2 separate regions of the Homo sapiens genome follow, and region 1 is linked to region 2. Evidence: chromatin contacts called from ENCODE Hi-C or POLR2A ChIA-PET data. All regions are on one chromosome and are shown on one strand. Each heading gives the region's core, a stretch centred on a gene start or an enhancer-like site at or near the end of the contact. The rest is flanking DNA. Distances are from core to core; before and after follow the strand shown. Region 1 overlaps AKT3 (AKT serine/threonine kinase 3). Region 2 holds the start of AKT3-IT1 (AKT3 intronic transcript 1).

Evidence for each region. Hi-C counts contacts between places; a loop is a spot of excess contacts on that map. ChIA-PET counts read pairs that join two places held with the same protein, here RNA polymerase II (POLR2A). Pooled maps may share reads with other maps.
Region 1: a loop to region 2 is called in a pooled map, with 2.4 times the contacts of the local background. The contact joins the enhancer-like site here to the promoter of AKT3-IT1 in region 2. A Hi-C loop is called at or near these places in 2 of 168 maps with a recorded cell type or tissue (PC-9 and endothelial cell of hepatic sinusoid) and 2 of 50 pooled maps. POLR2A ChIA-PET finds 5 or more read pairs at or near these places in 4 of 52 experiments (CD4-positive, alpha-beta T cell, T-cell, activated CD4-positive, alpha-beta T cell and 1 more).

What each region holds. Positions count from the first base shown.
Region 1 is chr1:243,725,829-243,733,165 of GRCh38, forward strand. The region is part of intron 2 of AKT3 (AKT serine/threonine kinase 3); the gene reads right to left. Among named protein-coding and RNA genes, the nearest start is that of AKT3-IT1, 65 kb to the right of the region's middle. Within about 2 kb of position 2,148, at least 3 of the 41 ENCODE cell types and tissues checked have a DNase peak (open chromatin) inside an H3K27ac peak, as active enhancers do.
Region 2 is chr1:243,790,462-243,798,384 of GRCh38, forward strand. It overlaps AKT3-IT1 (AKT3 intronic transcript 1), which reads right to left and starts at 3,939. Exons shown (of 2, transcript NR_046761.1): 1 at 3,799-3,939; 2 at 2,744-3,119. The region is part of intron 2 of AKT3 (AKT serine/threonine kinase 3); the gene reads right to left.

The sequences.
Region 1 (7,337 bases), core at 898-3,397, 66 kb before region 2:
AAGATGTCACAGTTGATTCAAAATGGATAAGCAATATATATGTTGTTACAATTTTCAAAGTAATAGCTAAAAAGTACACACAGAAAGGTGTTTATACACATTCACTCATCTATCTGGCACTTCGTAGAAGACTAGGAAAGCTACTGGCCTTTTTAAAAGGTTAGTTCTCATAAAGGCCTAGTGCAGGCAGCTCTGGAATTTCATGCCTCCAACATTAATGTCTGGAATTTCATACCTCCAACATTAATGTCTAGTATGCTGGTGGGTGCTACTCATCTTTTCAAATCTGTTTTAATTATTCTGTTGCTGGGCATTTTAACAGATCTTAAGTTTGATAAATTTAGAATTCCAACTGGAGGTTAACCCACGCCCCAATATGTAAGCCAAATCCATTTCAATTATTTACGAAAGGCAGATAATATCAGAACAAGACTGATTATTTAGGTATTAAAGGATGTATAAGTAAATTCCAGTGGTGAAATCTGGAAAAATTATCTGGATGAAGAGTCAGGTGTTTTTTAACGTGTGGGAAAAAGTTGTGGGGTTAATATTATTTGATCTGCTTACTAAATATAAAAATATTTTACACCTATAAAGTGAACTCAATTAATGCAGGGAACAATCTAAAATATGGCAAATATTTAATATGGTTGTTTGGTAATATTTAAGTTCAGTTTCTATAACTTACAACAGGTAAATTCTCAAAAGAAGTTGTCAATTTTCTGAAAATCTCAGTCTGTGGTTGCTCAACTTAGCAACCAATATTCTCTTTTTCAACCCAAAAGAAAGTTAACATTTATCTATGAACAAGCACTCAGTCCCACAGCCATGAGAGTTGTCAAAATAACAGGAAGAAAAATGGACCAAGGATATATAAAGCTGAAAATGGGTCAGAATGCTCAAATTAAGAATCAAACTTATGTTTTTATTTTTCTTGCTTTTTCTTGCAAGCCAGGGCATCCTCATGAAAAAACAGGTAAGAATTTGGCAAGAATAGGGATAGAAAGCAAAAAGAAACTTGTTTTCCCAAACATCTGGCATCCTTCAACAAACTCTGGCAATGAAAAGTCAAAGCAAAGCAGATAAGATTCTGCCAATCACCTTCTACTTAGGCAGTGGCAATAGGTGGCCTAGCCAAGGCTCCCTGCCTGAGCTGAGAAGAGATGTCAGTATTGTGGTAAAGCCCACCTCCTTGGTCTTCAACAGATTCCTTCCATACCCCCAGGTTATGACAGAAAATGAGCAATTCACACAAGCATAAATGTGAAACATTAACATTTAAAAGGAGCCTAACCTACATAATAAGTGCTGAGGCTGAATACACATTGTGGGTCAAAATCAGGACAAGGCAGCTCAACATGGCATCTGTTAAGGGAAGAAAAATAAAGGGCAGACAAAAGACAACATTTAATCCTAGGTTCAACCTTCATAAATCAGCATACAATACCAAAAGTAAGTTAGTTGATTGATTGATTGATTGATTGAGACAGGGTCTTGCTCTGTTGCCCAGGCTGGAGTGCGATGGTACAATCTCAGCTCAACACAGCCTTGACCTCCTGACTCAAGCAATCCTCCCAAGTAGCTGGGACTTCAGGCATGCACTACCATGCGTGGCTAATTTTGTTCACTTTTTGTGGAGATAGGGTCTTGCTATGTTGCCCAGGAAGGTCTAGAACTCTTGGCCTCAAATGATCCTCCCACCTCAGCCTCCCAAATTGCCAGGATTACAGGTGTCAGCCACTGCTCCCAGCCCCAAAAGTTTATTATTATAAGGACTCTTACTCTTCATTGTAATTTATAGGCTGAAATTGCAAAACTGAAAACCCTATTCTTGCAACAATAACTTGAGGTATTTAGAACTCATGACACCAAGTTTCACATCCTCTTTCTTAAGTCTGCAGAAAAGGAACCTCCATCCTTATAGTTCAAAGTCTTTCTAGCAAAGAAAAAAAGAGAACCAAGAAAAAAAAGCATCATAACTATTTTGTAAGTATCAAACTAAAAAATTTGATATAATCTTAGTTTAAAAAAATAATTATAACACTGATTTGATATTTAGGCATAGAGGGATGTTGGTGTTTTATAAGAATTGACCTGACTATAAGCAGCACTCAGCTACATCTCTCAAAAATAAGGGAAAGCCATTTTAAGAGCTTGAAGTAGTATGTTGTAGTCCTATGACATTAATAGTTTAACAGAAACCACATACAACTTGAAGACTAAAACTATCAACTCCCTAAACAACTCACAGTGTACGTTAACATGACTTGACTATTCAGGGAGAGCCTCACCCTGGCAAACGGTTTGATTGTTCATCACAGCAAACTCCTGAAACACGCATCAACGATTCAATAGAAAGCCCCAACAGTATGTAAGATTTTTTGAATCCCTTGCTGTTGCATAATGGTCATCATCCAATTTTAATCAAACACACACACACACCCAGTATTCACTCAACCTCAACCAAACTTTGATTCTCAGTACATACTATCCTTGCTTTCTTCCCTCCAAGAAACCGCCAAAGTTCTAACCAGGTGGTGTACTCCCTTTCTGTGACAGGCAATAAACTCTATCTATAGGTTGTGAGGGAGACACTTGGGCAGCCAGCACTTGATACTATGCCAGCTGTAAGTTTTAATCATTCAGGAATATAGTGCAAAGAGTACTGTGAACTTATGGTGTGCTAATGCATCATACTAGCAATTGTGAATTTAGATCATAAACCTTTGTATTTCACCTAAAACTTTATGGGAACAGATAGGACAGGACAGGCAATCCCAATGCTTTTGTAGAAAAACTGTCTGGTCATATGCTGTCAGTTCTTCACGATTTCAAAGAATAACCACTTGAAAGAAAATTTTCAAAAATCTAAAGACTTAATAAAACTAAGATCAATGAGTTTTAAAGTACGTGTCATTAAAAGCACAAACTCATTTGCAGTCTATGGACTCTAAGGCAAGAGTCATATGCCAGACATCCCAGAAGAGGTAAAAAGTTATTAGAGACAAAAAGGACTTCAGGGAAACTTAGTTTTTCCTTAGGGAAAGGAGTCCTCCATGGAGTCACATGGCCCTCCAATAAGTAGGCATCAGGTAGTGTATCAAGAACTGATACAAGATCAGAAAGGAAGAGCCAATGAGTTAGGAGAAACCAAGGTTGGGTTTCAAGAATTGAGTTGCTACTTGTGCTGAATGATATTAAGAGATGGAGAAAAAGAAAGAGAAAAATGTTCACGCGGATGTCAATGATTTTTACTAGACTCTTCAGAGGAGTAAGAAATCCAAATAAACTAGAGTTTAGGGCAGAAAATTAACTACAAGGTGAGAATATGAAAGATGCCAGTGTGGACAAACCATGCAATAAAATTTTATTAAAAGAGAAGCAGAAATAGAGGCAGTAGCAGAATGGGAAGCAATATGTCAAGAGGGGGCTTTTCTTTTTAGGATGGAAGATACTATTGCACCTTTATATGCCGGTGTGAATGATAAAGCAGAGAGGGAGAGACTGGTAATACAAGAGAGGTAATGATTTGAGATTTTGAAAAGATTAAAAGGGTGGAATTCAAAATACTAGTGAAAATAAGAGCATATGCACTGAGTTTAAAGCATGAGAATATGGTGAGAACATAAATGGGTACAGCCTTTCCAGGAAAAAAATCAAGTACCTCATAGATTATAAAGAGACATGAAAGTAACCATATCCTTTGAGCCAGTAATTTCACTCATAAAAATCTACCTTAAAAAAAGATCTGAAATCTATCTTAACTGTCTAATGATCAGGGAGAACTGTTAGGTAAATAATTATAAAATGCTATTAAAAGTCCTTAATGATATGGGAAAACGTTCATAATATTAAGAGAAAAAAAGCAAGATATAAAATTCCAAATGTTGTATTTTAAAAATAAAAATATGTGCATAGACAAAAGATTAAGGAGACATAAAATATTAGTAATATCTCTGGACAATAAATGATAGATTACAGTGTTCTTCTTTATGTATATTTTTCATTTTCCCTAATAAGAATGGGTCACTTTATTACCAGAATAATTTACTTTCATCTTGCCTGTATTTTCCAAGTCTCTCTACTGACACCTTCCTAACAGCTTTAAATATTTGTGTATTTCAGAAATAAAATTGTGATAGTGGCAGGAGGCAGACAAATTCCTAGGCAGATTGGGACAGGTCCCCAGTGAAACCCAACCTTCAGGGCACACACAGCATGAAGCCTGAAAACCTGGCTGCTCCTTCTAGCTGGAATCCACAACCTGGAGGGAGAATTTCCTTTACGCCTTTCAGCCAATGAAATGGTGTTTTTTCCAGGTCCACCCATGGACCACTCAGCACGCACTTCCTCCTGCCCAGGGACCAATCAGCACACACTTCCTCCATTTTGAGCCCATAAAAACCCCAGCTTCAGCTGGACTCAAGGTAAGTAAGGACTACCCTTAGGAGCTGCCCGCTTTGGGTCTCCTCTCTGCTGAGCTGTTCTGCTACTCAGTAAAACTTCTCCACCTTGCTCACCTTCCAGTTGTCCACGTAACCTCATTCTTCCTGGACAAAGGACCAGAATTCGGGACCCACCCAACAGTGGGCATGAAAAGGGCTGCAACACTTTCCTGGCCAACTCACCAAACTGTGGTGGTGACATGCTCCCATTTGCTGGACTGCAGGAGTGAAAAGCAGTGACACTTCTGGGGGCCGAGACATCAGGATTTCCCAAGCCAGGGCTGTAACACTATAGCCTTCCTGCCTTCTGCCTGCATTGGGCAGCTGCCCCATGTGACAGGAAGTGGCAGTGGAGCTGGGCCAGCCTGGGAGCCGCCGGCTGGGGTGAGGTGGTGGGACTGAACAAGCTGAAACCTGCTCCCCCTGCTCGCCGAGCCGCGGGTGGAGAGAATGAGAGAGCACGCCTGACCCACTCCTTGAGGCTCTGCAGTTGCTGGCGTCCCCAAGTTTTTAGGTGCCACCGCATCCCCCTTTTCCAGACACCAGCACCTGCACCAGAAACTACGTGTGGTACGCCTGCTCCAGCTGCAGCCTGGCAAGGAGCCGGCACCTCTGCCAGCACCCAGAGCTGCCTGCCCCACCACAGCTGGCCGGACCCTGTGTTAGCTCTCTCACACACCCTTCAGTGCTCTGAGCCTGGTTTGCCCTCATCAGGCGTGGGATCCGGGTTGGGCGAACTGAGTGCAGCCTGCCGGGCTGAGTGGGTGGAACGAGCACAGTGGGAGTGAGTGAAACTCAAGCAGGGGCGCCACAGGCCACAATGGTTCCCGGCTGGCAGAGTGACACCTGAAGGATCCCGTGACATTTCGATTATTTCTGCTCATAGCATAAACTCTTATATGTAAGTATCTACCACATGCCAAAATGAAAGCAAAAAATATATATAATAGCCTGCTGTAGATATATATTATGTTGTTGTAGCAGCTCATGTTTTCTACCATCCATACGTTTAAGATAAATGGCATGCAATATCACCAATAATAAGGCAATAGAGAACAAAGAGTCTGCAAGAATTTAGAAAACACTTGCTTTGATATACAGCAAGAACTAAGGGGCAAGAAGAGGTAATGGGCAAGCTCTGAGTCACTCTTACTGGATGGTCTCAGTACAGCAACAGTAACTAGGATAAGCCAAGGCGTCCTCTACACACATAGTGAGGCCAGCTTGAAACAAGGAAGTACATAGTTGCAGACTTGGAAGCTAGCCACCGCAGCTATTTAAAAATCAATAGAGAGATTATTTTTTAAACCCTCTTTATCCAAAAAGAGTGTTCTGTGAAGAGAAATAGAAGGCACTAGAAGTGACGCACTGAAAGATCTCAGTTCATGGAATGATCACATTTGTAAACTAATAGTTTGTGCCTCTTTTTAGAGTCAAAAGTCAGTAAGCTCAAGTCAGTAAGCTCTGGGTTGGAATTCCAGCTCCTGTTTATTAGCTGTGCAACCATGGACCAATGTACTTCACTAACCCTCAGAATCTTCATTTATAATTTCAGGATTATGATATTGTACTTATAGAGCTTTGAAGAGGATAAAATGAAATAAAATGGGAAAACACTCAGTGAAATGCCTCATATGTAATTACCATGTAACGGTTTTTCCTTTCTTCCTAATTTCATTTACCACCTTCACAATTTGTGTCATATTCACATGCCATCTACATTATTTACTTAATATTGTTCCTCATATAGATTTACATATTTTTTCTAAATAAATTTCGCCTCATCTTAACAACACTACCCACTGAGAGGCTGAATATAAAATGGACAACAGTGAGATCATGTATAACCACAGAACTCTGAGCCACAACCTTTGCAACCAACGCAGGATGGCAAACCACAAGCTCTGCAGCCAAGAGCCCAGAACGGTCAGGACTTGGGCAATGACAACCAAGGACCAAACAGAAAAAGCTAAGATGTTCCCCAGACCAGTCACACAAGATACCCACACTTCCAGCTTTCCCATGCCAACAGCCTTCCAACCACAGCATACCTAAAGCTGCCTCTTTCTTCCATTAAAAAGCTTCTCCACTCCCTTGCTGAGCCTACCAAAGGGAAGAGATGGTGGCTGACTGGACGTTTCTCAATCTTTGGAATTACTAAATACAGCAAATGTGTTTTTAAATAATACCCTCAGACTCTAGGTAGTCTAGAAATTTACAACACTGCTTCTTAGTGATGACGGAGTTGTTATATAACACACTGGTTCATTTAAAAGAACAGGAAAAGAGTTTGTGTACTGATAATAAAAATTTAACTCATGTTGAGAAAAATAAGTAATAAATACCAATGAACAAACAACCAGCACTCTCAAGGACTATATGGTGACACATCTATTGTTATGTGCATTTGCCAATCAGTATTGTTATGGTTCTACAAAGAATCCAGTGCACCAGACTGCAGCTAATTATGTATATTCAAGTGATTAGCAAGCACTTGTTGCCTCTTTCACACCACCCTCCAAACAGCAGCCTTTGAGAGGAGAATAGACTGCAAATTTATTGAGAGAACACTGTTAATCCTTTGGGGAGAATGTAAATGTAAACAGGACTACTCTACATCAAGGTGCTTTGACAACAACAATCATCTGCATAAACACATGCTCAACAACAAACAGGTGTTCTATTTCACAACTAGCACCCATTTGATGCTTTCAAGTAAGCATTATGCACAAACTGTTAGAAGTACTTTGAAACCAGCTGCAATTACTATAATTAGCTGCTTTCCTATACTTTGTTTCCTTTTACCTGTTCAGTACTGTGCTATGCCAATTCATACACTCCAAGTAAAATGACCAGTTCAGGACTTTTACTGGTAAGGTATGAAAAGCACAC
Region 2 (7,923 bases), core at 2,689-5,188:
TTAGGGCCTGCCTCTGGATTAGGCTTTGGTTTAGGGAAATGTTGTGGCTGGTTTGATCTACCCAGACCACTCAAACTTTCTCCTTATCAGCAATACGGCTGTTTCGCTTTCTTATCATTCATGGGTTCACTGGAATAGCACTTTTCATTTCCTTCAAGAAATTTCCCTTTGCATTCACTTGGCTCAAGAGGACTAGCTTTTTGCCTGTCTTGGCTTTCAACATAGCTTCCTCACTATGCTTCATCATTTCTAGCTTTTCATTTCCAGAGAGACGTGTGATTGTTCCTTTCACTTGAACATGTAGAGGCCATTTTAGGGTTACTGACTGGACTAATTTCAATATTGTTGTGTCTCAGGAGTGAGAGAGACAGGGGTACAGCCAGTTGCTGGATCATTAAGAACATACACATTTATTAAGTTCATCACCTCACATGGGTAATGGTTCGTGGTGCCCCAAAACAATTACAACAGTAACATCAAAGATCACTGATCATAGGTCACCATAACCGGTATAATAATAACGAAAAAGTTGAAATACTGCAAGAATTACCCAAAATGTGACACAGAGGCACAACATAAGCACATGCTCTTGGAAAAATGGCACTGATAGACTGGCTCGACTCAAGGTTGCCACAAATCTTCAATTTGTAAGAAATGCAGTATTAGCAAAGTGCAATAAAACAAGCTAGGCCTGTACTTTAAATCATCTCTAGATTATTTAAAACACCTAATACAATGTAGATACTATATAAATAGTCACACTGTATTGTTTAGGGGAAAATAAGGGGAAAAAGTCTATGCATGTTCAGTATGAACGTAACCATTCTTTTTTTTTTTTCTCAAGTATTTTTGACACACAGTTGATAGAACCACAGATGCAGAACCCACAATGGGTATGAGAGGCGAACTGCATACCTATTATCTCAACTCCACTCCACTGGATAGAACATACTTCTCTTTGCTTCCAAAATTAAGTCCATCCTCAAAAACGCAATACGCCTAAAAACAACTCTGATTCATTATACCTTTAAACAACAGATTACTCAAACCAGAGCATTAAGTAAAATGGTTTTGTAAAAACTGTAAATATATGACACTAATAATTCAACATGTATATCACAGTATGAGTGCATATACTTTATGTTAATGAACAGAATTTAAATGAGACGAAGGATAAATGGTGAAGAAATCTTGCCCCCTTCCCTCGTCAACAATTCAGGCAAACCTAAATAAGAGGAGTCACTTATTCCAGTCCCCTTCTCTCAATAAGGAGGAGAGGAAGAGAAACATTCTGCCCCTGGGCGGCATAAAGAACAAACTGTGCTCCTGCAAGCTTCATTCAGTAGCTCTGGACCAAATGAATCAACATGTTTATCTGCTAATACAGCTGAGCTCATTTTAAAGTGTTATGCACTTAAAAGGAAACAAACTTTTTAAAAAACAAAACTAGTAAAAATTAGAAAGTTTTTGTTGTTTTAGCAAATTTAGTTAGGTTTATGAAGACCAAAAATTAACAGAATAAATCTTCTATTTTGTCAAAATGTTTATTCTCAACTGAAGAAGATTTAAGGAAACTCAGGCTCAAAAACATTTGATCTAGGGGTCAAGGACAGTCTGACTTCTTAGTTCTGCCAGCAGTTTTTTAAAGCTGCTTCCTGTACTAGGGAACGTTCACTGTTCTTGCACAAACAATAATAAGTCATTTATACAAACACCTTGGTTATTCTTTCCTTTTAAATTCACTGGTAATAACAAAGGCTACCATCATGATTCTAATAAACATTTTGAGCTTTTACCATTAAATTTCTATTAATTTATTATTTGTGGGGAAACAATTTATTCACTTAACTCAAAAATATGTCTCCAATGCTGCCAATCATGTGCCCGACATTATAGATAAAAGTCAGCAAAAGAGATACAGTCACTGCCCTCCCAGAGCTTCCAGTTTTGCTGACAAGATATTATGGAATTATACATCTATATATATAACCCGGACTATGAAAAGGGAAAAATATACCATGAAAGCAAACAACATGATCTGGCCCTGGGGGTCAGAGGATTCCTTTGGCAGTGATAATTAAGCTGAGATTAGCCTTACAATCACTAAACATGATTTGAAACACACACATTCCAAATCATCCTAGGAGTAGGAATGCTTACAGCTACATGGGGGAGGGGAGAAGAGTTTATAGGAGCCAAGGTAAAATCCATGACTTTAAAAATAAAGGTGAGAGCTTCATGTGTACAACACCAAGAGATCACTTATCTCTGTAGGAAGAAAAGCAATGGCCATTCCTAGCATACTTTCACTCAAAAACAGGTTTCGTAGCTAGAACTATTTTCCAATAATAAAGCCAAACATCAGCTATCAATCTAATAATCTCCAATCATCTCAAGTCCTCCAAACACATTAAAATGAATTTATAACAGTAAATGTATCACAAGCCTCAACACCCCGTATAAACCCAGTAATGAAAAAAGATGTCTTAAGCTTCACATATCACAGGTCATCTAATGTCAGAACAGAAACAAACTTCTAGAAATCATCTTGTAATAAAACACTTTTCACTGTGCAAATCAGGAGTAACACCCGAAGTGAAGCAGCAGCACTTACAATGTCACACATCTAGTTCAGAGTAGAACAGGAGGCTAGAGCATGGACTGCCTGAGTCCACTCTCTATGCTTTTTCTACCAGCATACAGCAGCAAATACATGACAAGAAACACACGTTGCAAATAAATAAGGCAGAATTTTAAGACACAAATTGCATTTCAAAATTTTTATTTTAAAATTTTTTTTACATATTTTTAGGGACAGGGTCTCACTATGTTGCCCAGGCTAGTCTTAAACTCCTGGCACAAGCAGTCCTCCCTCCTCAGCCTCCCAAAGTATTGGGATTACAGGCACAAGCCACCGTGCGTAACTCAAAATTTTTATACATTTTCAACTGACCCACACATGCTGCAGGCTCTAGAAAACAAATGCTCCCTCTTACCACATACCACAGAAGAGTAAAACTGAAAACAACAGCTGGGCACAGTAGCTCACACCTATAATCCCACATGCTATGGGAGGCTGAAGTGAGAGGATCTCTTGAGGCCAGGGGTTCAAGACCAGCCTGGGCAACACAGTGAAACCCTGTATCTATAAAAAAATAAAATTAGCCAGACACAATGGTGCACACCTGTAGCCCTAGCTCCTCAGGAGGCTTAGAAGGGAGGATCCTTTGAGCCCAGGAGATCAAGGCTGCAGTGAGCTATAATCGCACCACTGCACTCTGCACTCCAGCCTCAACAACAGAGCAAAACTGTCTCAAAAAAAAAAAAAAAGGGTGAAGAAAACCGACTATTTATTGACTCCCTAGGGTCTAGGAGCTCGACTGAGTAGCTCATCTACTTTAACATCCATTAATCATCACAACTACCCTCTGATTAGATATTATTCTCATTCTACTGAGACCCAGAAACATTAGAAATTTACTTATGGTTACATAGCAGAAAAATGGTAGAAGTAGGACTTGAATTCAAGTCTAAATCTAAATCCATGTAGCCATTTTACCATTAAAAAGCATTTTTTCTTTTTTTGAGACAGGGTCTCATTCTGTCACCCAGGGTACAGTGCAGTAGCACGATCATGGCTCAGCTCACTGCAGCCTCAACCTCCCAGGCGTAGGTGATCCTCTCGCTTCAGCCTCCCAATTAGCTGGGACTACAGGCGCAAGCCACCATGCCCACCTAATTTTTCTGTATTTTTTGTAGAGATGAGGTTTCACCATGTTGCCCAGGCTGGTCTCAAACTTCTGGACTCAAGCTATTCATCTACCTTGGCCTCCCAAAGTGCTGGGATTACAGGCATAAGCCACTGTACCCAGCTAGTGTTTCTTCATTAAAAAATACTATACAATGTGATTAGGTTTCCCTGGGAACTTACAAATGCCCATTTAATTGCTAATGAAACATATTTTAAAGTTTGGTCTAGGATAACTGCCATTTATAACATTATATCAAAAAGAACTACCAAGTTTTAAACAACTACTTTACAAACAAAATTTGGAACATATTCTTAAGTTAAATGTTATTCATATTTTCTTTTATAACATTCTTTTCAACCCTGCTGTCAGTGCCACCAGAAATGGGTGTTATCTACTCCTATGAAATGTTGGCTCAGACACAAGAAGAAGAGTATAATGCATGACTGCTTAAGAGAACCATAAAAATACAAGAACTACATTTTAATCATTCTGATTTCTCCATTGGTGGACAGCCCATTAACAGCTTCAACTGGGAGAGAGCATACTGCTCAAAAATAAGAACCCAGCAGTCCAAATAGAGCAAAGCACATCATTAATTAAAAGAATACCAGTTTTTGCACAACTACCCACACCATAGGACTTTCTGCTTTCTCAGCTCTGCTAAATTCTGTTACCACTCACGCACCAGGTTCTCAGCTTCCAATATTTAGTTGACGTTGTTTGCCTGCTGTCATCTCTCATCTCGTTCTCTTTACCCTCATGGATTTCTGCTTTTATATGTGTTCACTATCATTTAAGTGGGGAAGGAAATACATGTCTTCTCTGATAATACTGGAGATTTTTAAAGTTTTCTTTTGATCCCTTATGGTATCTGTTTTCTCCCAGTGTTCCAAGTATCACTCCCTCTCCACCTCTCTATGTCTACTTTTTTTTTTTTTTAATGTTGGAGTCTTCCCCCAGATGACCAATGGTGTTAGATTGTTTGCTCATATTTAAGAATAAGCCCCTGAAAAGAACTAACTGAAAGATCTGTGTGGGAAAACAGGGCTTAACGACTGGTAGAATTCACTTAAGGTACTCTCAGCAGAAAGCCTATCAGTATCTGAAGATGCTGTTATCTTCAGTCTTCCACAGGAGAAGGATAGGACAGGCTTGACTGTGCAGTTCTGGAAGGAGAGCAGAGGAAGAGAGCTAACACTTCTATAGTTCAGGCGTAGGTTTCCCTTGATCTCCTTGTTTTTTTTTTTTGTTTTTTTTTTTTGGTTTTTTTTTTTTTGAGACGGAGTCTCGCTCTGTCGCCCAGGCTGGAGTGCAGTGGCGGGATCTCGGCTCACTGCAAGCTCCGCCTCCCGGGTTCACGCCATTCTCCTGCCTCAGCCTCCCAAGTAGCTGGGACTACAGGCGCCCGCCACTACGCCCGGCTAATTTTTTGTATTTTTAGTAGAGACGGGGTTTCACCGTTTTAGCCGGGATGGTCTCGATCTCCTGACCTCGTGATCCACCCGCCTCGGCCTCCCAAAGTGCTGGGATTACAGGCGTGAGCCACCGCGCCCGGCCGATCTCCTTGTTTTAAACCAAGCAACAATCCACGGCCCCTGGTTTCAAAGTCCAGACAGCTCTTCATTAATTTTGCAAAGAATAAACCTTGTTCTCCTGAGGCCAGGGAGTTGGTAGTGAAGGGACTCACCCATCCACAAGGGCACATAGGGAGAAAATCGTAGGGGTCCACCTGTCAGTGTACACAGATTTTCCGACCAGCTCCCCTGTTTTCAGCTCCATTTCTGACCCCTATCTTCCTTAGTATCTGGTGCCTCCAAATGCTGAGACTCTTGGGAGCTTCGGACAAACACAGTACTGCATTTCTTACAGGTATTTTTGTGCACTTACAGGTACTGTGTGATTCCTCTGCAAAGTCAGTCACTACCTGTCCATCTGCTTATTTGAAAGAGGTATAGCAGCTTCTGTCTCCTGTTGTAACCTCTCCCAGTCTCTGATTTCTTTCTTCCATTTAGGCAGGGATTAGGAAATAAGAAGAGATGTACAGGTGTAGCCAATCTGTCACTTTTGGTCAGAAGCCCTGAGAGAGCTCTTTTGAAATCAGCTATCTCAGGATACTGACTTAAGGACTAAATTAGTATTTCTCAAAGTCCGATCACAGACTTGCATTAGAATCCACAAGGATGCTTGTCCACACAGCAGTCTGGGTGATTTTTGCTTTTGCTGTTACATGGAAATCAGATTAAGTCACTCCCCCACTTAAAACTTCCTAATAAGCAGCTTCTCACTCCACTTAAAAGCCAAGGTCTTTCAAAGCCTAAAATAATACGGCCAATGTATGTCTATCTCTGATCCCATTTAATACCATTCTTTCCAGGCACTTTTCTCTACTATTAATATATTCTGACAACACTGGCCTAGACCACCAACCAGTTTATTGCTATCTCAGGGCCTTTGCACATGTTCTTTCCTCTGCTTGTAACGTTCTTCTTCTAGTTCTTGCATGGCCCCTTCTCATTTTTCAGATCTCAGTTCAAAGGTGGACAGACAAAATGTGGTACATCCATATTATGGAGTGTTATTTAGCCTTAAGAAGGAAGGAGATGCGGACATGTGCCACAGCATGGATGAACCTGGAAAACACTACGCTAAGTGAAATAAGCCAGTCACACAAATACTGTACGATCCACTTACATGAGGCACTAAAGCAGTCAAATTTAAGAAGGCAGAAAGAATGGTTGTTGTTAGGGGCTGAGAGGAGAGAGAAAATAAAAAATTACTGTTTAATGGCTGCAGAGTTTCAGTTTCACAACATGAAAAAAGTTCTGGAGGCAGATGGTGGTGAATGGTTGCAAAACAATGTGCATGTACTTGATGTCGCTGAAACGTGCACTTACAAATGGTTAAAATGGTAAATTTTATGTTATATATATTTTACTACAACCTAAAAAATACTTTTTTAAAAAAAAAAGCAAGATAAAAAATAAGAGTTATCTCTTCAAAAGACACCTCCCAAGATCACTCTATGCAAAGCTCTCTCTCTCCTTTCCCCTGCCAGGTAATTATCTGGCACATATCATGGTATACTTTCTTCACAGAACTTAGCACTATATAAAATTATCCTGTTTGTTTATTATCTCTCCGCCAGTTACAGAGTAGGCACCTGGGATGTCTTCTAACACTACCTACACAATATGGTAATAAATATATAATAGGAAGACACTCAATACACATTTGGTGGCTAAATGAATTAACTGTCTTCTAGGTCTCAACCCAGATCTACTAAATGAGAATCTTGGGATTCTCAGACATTGCTTTATTGGGAGAGAAAACTTGCTATTTATGACCCAAATAGCACCTCCCAATCCCAACAGCTAGTTAGGACAATTTGACACAAATGACCTTTAAAATAGATATTCTCTGTTCTTACCACAGAATATGTGCTTTTGATTGGAGGGTTAAACAGTGGGGAAGGTATAGATGAAAGAGGAGTTTCTAACATTTTCATAAAGGAATGCCTGATAACATGACAATATAGTTCCTTTAATTATTCTTAAATGATTAAGCATGTATAACTATCAGAAGAGCTTCTACATAATCAAATAGATCACTAAACTTCTTTATGAAGTAATTCAAAAGTTAGGATAACAAAAAAAAAAACCAAAAAACAGTTTTTCTTTTTTTTTTTTTGAGATGGAGTCTCACTCTGTCACCCAGGCTGGAGTGCAGTGGTGTGATCTCGGCTCACTAAAAGCTCCACCTCCTGGGCTCATGCCATTCTTCTGCCTCAGCCTCCCAAGTAGCTGGGACTACAGGCGCCCACCACCACACCCGTCTAATTTTCTGTATTTTTAGTAGAGACGGGGTTTCACCATGTTAGCCAGGATGGTCTCGATCTCCTGACCTCGTGATCCGCCTGCCTCGGCCTCCCAAAGTGCTGGGATTACAGGCCTCCCAAAGTGCTGGGATTACAGGCGTGAGCCACTGTGCCAGGCCCTTTTTTTTTTTTTTTTTTTTAAGACAGGGTCTCACTGTGTCACCCAGACTGGAGTGCTGCAGTGGCATGACCACTGCTCACTGCAGCCTGACCTCCTGGACTCAAGCGATCCTCCCACCTCAGCCTCCTGATCTCCCACATAGCTGGGACTACAGGCATGCACCACTACACCTGGCT